2 separate regions of the Homo sapiens genome follow, and region 2 is linked to region 1. The links are chromatin loops, found by intact Hi-C in ENCODE. Cell type or tissue: PC-3. All regions are shown on one strand. Links, peaks and the distances in the headings refer to the core of each region. The heading gives the core; the rest is flanking DNA.

What was found. Peaks named below come from ENCODE experiments on the same cell type or tissue, not always from the same donor. Only the 100,000 strongest peaks of a DNase experiment are listed, where the experiment ranks them.
Region 2: a loop joins it to region 1, with 4 times the contacts of the local background. A loop is called at or near these places in 2 of 110 quality-filtered maps.

What each region holds. Positions count from the first base shown.
Region 1 is chr3:180,248,575-180,251,505 of GRCh38, forward strand. No RefSeq gene overlaps it. Among named protein-coding and RNA genes, the nearest start is that of LINC02053, 160 kb to the right of the region's middle. In PC-3, for the core only: no CTCF peak of the experiment used is centred there; a DNase peak (open chromatin) is centred at 1,767; H3K27ac peaks cover 1,648 bases.
Region 2 is chr3:180,305,464-180,308,394 of GRCh38, forward strand. No RefSeq gene overlaps it. Among named protein-coding and RNA genes, the nearest start is that of LINC02053, 110 kb to the right of the region's middle. In PC-3, for the core only: no CTCF peak of the experiment used is centred there; a DNase peak (open chromatin) is centred at 1,418; H3K4me3 peaks cover 1,116 bases; H3K27ac peaks cover 1,651 bases.

The DNA.
Region 1 (2,931 bases), core at 323-2,822:
CATTTCTTGCTTGTATCTTCAGTGGTCCTGTGTTCCTGAATTTTCATCCTTGTAACAGGTGTTTATTTCTATGAATGTAAAAGTTTGTCTACCTTGCAAATCTTATTTGACTTTAAATATTTTTTGAATTATGTGGATGCTTTGGGTTTGTTTGATTGCTCTTGTCATATAAGCAGGATCTTGCAAATAGTGATCCTTCAGCCAACTTTGGCACTTCTCTTAGCAGAACCCTCACTGGGGCTCTTAGTCAAACACTCAGTATTTCCCTCACATTCTCTATAATTAATAATCCATGTAATATGACAGAATGCACTATAATTTTATAACTTTCCTAGACTTCCTTTGAAGTTTATAATAGTTTTTAAATTGTAGTTTAAAACAAAATTAAAGGACATAGATAAGCATAAAGTTCTTTACTTCCTTATAATATTTGTAGTTTTTCCACCCCAGACTCCTACAAAACTAAGCACTGCTAACAGTGTGGTTAGATCTTTCTTTCTATGTATACATGTGTATGTACATATATTTTTCCCAAAAATCTAGGATCATATATATTATTTATAATCTGATTTTTTTGCTTCATATATCATGCATATCTTTCCTAATCTATAACATCTTAAGAAATTATATACTGTTCTAGATCATTATTTATAATAGTTGTATAAAAGTTCAGTGCTTACAAATAATAAAATAATTTATTTTATTAAACTATCCCTATTATTGGATATTTTGGTTATCTCTGACATAGTGGCTTTATCATCAATAACCTTTTGATTTGCTCATTCCAGTACATAATTAATTTTTATGTTAGTACATAAATTTTTGAAAATTATTAGAAATAGCCAGATTTTAATATTTTCTATTCTTACATAAAAATTTACCTTAATTTTGCTCATCCACACAATGTACCACAATATTTGACCTAAGCCTTGTGGAATCATTCATTTTCCTAGTATTTCATTCTTTAATTTTTTACCTACTTGCTAATGCCTCTTTTCTACACTCCTTCTTGCTCTTATCCTTTGTCTTCCTAAAAATCTACTCCTAGGCATTTCTTTAACAGGGAGGTAAAATTAGCTAGCAACAACTTAATGTTTTCCTTTCCAAGGTTATTGCGTTTTAACAGGGTTCAAAATCTTATACTAACCAGCTGAAACTGTAATGGAGGAATTGTAAACATCCACCAGGAGTTTAAAAAGACCCCTATAAACAAACCATACAATGGCTTATTGCTTATTCTTCATATTTTAAGATTTTTAGGGTACAGATTATCAGCTCTCTACTTCTCAGTTAAGTTGCAAATATGCTGGATATGCTTCAGGTCCTTTATATGAGTCAAGGTGGAAAACTAGAGAGTGAGTAACTTTAGGTAGAGATTACCTGGTGTTTTAATACTGAGATGCCAAGCATAAAACAGACACATAATAAATACATGTGGTTTAATTGATCAACTACCAGAAACTCAGGCTGTGTCAATCTGTAGACTGCTGACTTAACTTGCTTTTGTGGCCAGTCCCTGCAATTCTGTTACAGATAATACGCAGGGGAGGATGCTCTTAAGCAAGGTTCCTGATTCCTTCATATATGAAAGAAATAATGATCCCACAAAATCAGGAAAATTGGTACTGAGTCAAAAAGGCAGATAATGACAGGTGGTGGTAGACAGAAAAACTCCACCCCCATCATGCAAAAAATATGAGCAAGACATTGCTCTGCCAAGTTCACTAAGGGAGATAATTAAGTGAGTCACTATTGTAAACACAATAATAGAATAGTGTACATGGTAAAGTGGAACCAGAGGAATGAGCCATAAACTCTGTTTAAAGAGGTCAGGGAAATCTTCACCTAAGAGTCACTACTTGAGCAGGGTCTTGAAGGATGACTAGGAGTTCATTAGATATATGAAAAGAGAGAAGGAATACAATGTGAAAAGGAGTGGAAAATGTATTAGGTTCAATAACCTCCTACTATTACGATCCTGGAGTGCAAAGTGTCGGGTTGCCAAGCAGCAGAGGGTAAGATTGGAGAGCTGGACCTGAAGCTATCACAGAGGATTTGTGTGCTATATGAAGGAGCTAGGATTCTATTCTGTAGGCCAGTGTTTCACAATGTTAGCTGCACACTAGTACCACCTGGAGAGATTTTTTATTTTATTGTTTTATTTTTTATTTTTAAATTTTGTGGGTACATAGTAGGTGTCTATATTTATACATTCACCTAAGAATAGAGTTGCGCTTGAGTCCCAACCTAACAACATATCAGCTCTGTGGCCTTGGGTGAATTACTTCTCTTTGAGCCTCAGTTCCCACTTTGGAAATGAAGGTGTTATGGATGCCAAGTGATATCATTAGTGACACTGTGTTTTGTAAAATATTATGTGGCTATGTAGTTATTATTCTTCTTATCATTAATGACTCACAAGTATATAATGTATATGTTTTCTGTGCATGCATATGGTATAGAAGAAAATATCAGACTATGATCAAATAATCTGTCTTCAAGTCCCTTAGGCACTTTACATTACTCCTTATATTTCAACATTCATTAAGTGAAAGTTGGACAAGTGTGTGGTTTTGAAACACTGCTTAATGAAGCCTTAGCATTTTTCAATGAGATAGCTCAGGAGCTTTCAAGGCATGAAGGAGTGGGCTATGGGGAGATTACAACTGTTCTACTTTTACCTTCCTACTGTCTTAGTTTGAGCTGCTATGATAAAGTACCATGGTCCTGGTGGCTTATTAACAACCAAAGTTTATTTCTCACAGTTCTGGAGTCTGGAAGTCCAAGATCGGTGTGCCAATATGGTTGGTTCTGGGGAGGGCCCCCTTCCAGACTGCAGACTGCTGACTTCTTATCGTATCTTCACATGGCAGAAAGAGACTGAGAGCTTTCTGGGGGCCCTTCTATAAAGGCATCAATCTCATTCACTAG
Region 2 (2,931 bases), core at 212-2,711, 57 kb after region 1:
AGTTATGTTTTTTCATCAAAGTGTTTAATGTGAGTCTTCAAGGACATTATTTTTTCCCAACAACAAAAAAATACACTTTAATGTTAAGGAAATATCAAAAATAAGACTCTCTGAATAATGTTTTTAATCTGATCTTACTTAAACTCAGCTATTCTATAAAGTGAAGATTATTTATTACTCAGCCATATGTTAACTGATAATCTGTGTATATGAACTATGGTGTTTAGCTTTATTATTCTTTTGCCCACCAGAAGAAATTCATTTCTAGATTCTTTCCAAAGGATATTTTTGCCATTATCATTATTATTTTCTTTTGGTTAGGAAAACTTAAGGCCTCTCTTGTGAAACTGTGACACACAGTAATGCAAAGAGACTTCTGTGATGCCACTTCAAAGACCCAATCATTTCCATGGAGCAAACACCCTCATTTCCACTTGACAGCAGCACTTGCTTATAGTCTTGAAGAAATTCTTCTTCCTAACAACCTTTCTTACAATAGAACCATCCTTTCTCTCTGACTGACCTAATACAGTCAGAACTAGTTTGGTGAAAACATATTTTTAAAATTATGGCCACAAATTTCAGTAATAAACTGATACTTCTCAGATTTTTGCACAAGTTTAAAAATGTGTATCTTTGATTATTTTGCTTTTCCTCCAGTTATGATAGTTTCCTGGAGTCTAATAAATGTGGACTTGTGTGCTGAATGTCAGCTCAGTTGTAGAAAGTTGTTGGAAATTCATTTCTTAAAACATTATACATTATTTCTCACTTCTAGAATATTGAATGGGCCTAAATCCTTTTTATTCATCTACTGTTAGCTAGAGGCTAGTAGAGGGTTATATTTCTCAGTTTAAAACAACATACTCAGCACACCAAGTGGAACCAGTGCTGTTGAATTTGACAAATAGTGCAAATATTTAACTTGGGTGTGCTCATTTTCATTTTTGTTTTGCCATCAACAGCATTTTGTTTTCATTCGATTATTATCACATTCACTTTTAATTTCAATCCTGTTGTTATTCAGCTGGAAATTCTGAGATACATTTGCTATATCACCTATGGTTTTTAGAACAGTGCTTAATATACATTAAATTCCCAATAAATATATTTAACTGTCTTAATTATTAAAATGAAGAAGAATAAAGAAATTAGGGAAATACATTATTTTGTTGCTGTCGACTTAGTTGAAGATTCTGGATTTTTGTAACAAGCTCAAATCAGGATATACCCTGTGGTGATATGATAAACTCTGTTGGGAGTTGTGCTTATTCCTTTCAGGCCTGCAGGCAGAAACACCCACACGAAGAGAGCTCAGCACCCAGCTGTCCACGGGATTTCCCTCTCGGCATTGTAGATGCCCTCTTTCTTCTTCCTCTGCATTTCTCCTACAACAGTGACTCATTTAGAACTATGTTAAGGGGCACGCCAACCAGACAACTGCCAAGGATATCAGTTGTTAAGGAATGCTAAGGCATCAACAGAGTAAATCAGGAACAGGTGCCGGTTAACTCAGGTTTCCACCTGCACTCGATGAACAAAATGCAAACTGGTATTGCTCTGCCAAGAGGAAATACAAACAACCCTGCTTGACGGTGCCTATCCTGTTGAATACTCTGCCTGAAATCAGCAATTACAGCTGAAATTTCTGAAATGAAAGAATGCATGGCACAAGCCTATTTGAAGTGAATACATAGTTTATTATCCAACTGTTCAACCTTTTAGTGGAGTTCACAGAAAGTTTTCTGGTTCAGAAAATTGACAAAAACCAAAACCAACAACAACAACGATGACAAAAACAGAAGACAGAAATATTTTTCTTATTTTTCATCTTCAGAAGACTGAATCTGCCTAAGTTGGTAGAAGTGCATTTAGCATGTTACCTCTTTTAGTGTATGATGTTATTAACAGGAAATCAGTTTCTCCCGTTGTCTCTACTGTTGAATAGATAGTTAAATATTTTTGGTTTGAAGGGGAACAATGTATTAGTACGTCTCAGTTTAGTCCTGAACTATTTCTGTCAACTGGATCTCCGTTTTTATGGGAATCACTGCTGTGCAAACCTGACTCACTTTTGTTCTCTGATTCCAGTCCAAATTCATCTTGCACCTTGAGAATATTCACTCTGGGGACCGGTCTTTATTGCTGTGTGTGCTCTCTGCTTTAACCAACATGAAAAATAAAGAGTACCATCCAGGCTGTCATATAAATAATTGATGTCTAGTGGTGGTAACAGGTAGGCTCAGAGGAGAAAATGGTGCCCAGGGGACACAGAAGCCTAAGCCCAGCTGGTATCAGTGACCTGCAGAGAGGACGACATCCAACATGAGGTAGTGAGGCATCCTCTCGGTTTTCTAGGCAGAGAAGTCCTAAATAGCATATGTGGACATTATTACTGGGTGTGTGGCTACAAATGAGACTTGATAACAGCACCTTAAATGAAAAATAGTGTATTTTCGTTACATGCCAAGAAATATGGAGCCAGCTAGCTTCTACACTAGTTAACTACTCAACAACATCACAGACCCAGATTTTCCACCTTTGTGTTCTGCAGTTTTTAGCATTTTGGCTTTCATCCTCATGTCCATAGCTCATATAGCACTATGGCAGCTGCTGTTTATATTCCAAATTCATGTCGAAGCTAGGAAGAAGTAAGAAATGGGAGGGCTCATAACAGAGTGTATCTCTTTCCATCAGCATCAGAAGCCTTCCCAGAACCACTTCAGAGTCAATTGACATTTGGGTCACATGACCACATTTGGGTATTGAAGAGCTAAGACAGCTGGAAACAAGTCTGCCATAACTGGCATTGACCAATCAACTGCTCATCCCTGTGAATGTGAGAACATTGCCATTCTGAACAAGGTCAGAATTTTGTTAACAAGGGAAAAAGAAAAGATTGGAGTCAGTAGATAATGAAAAGGACCTGCT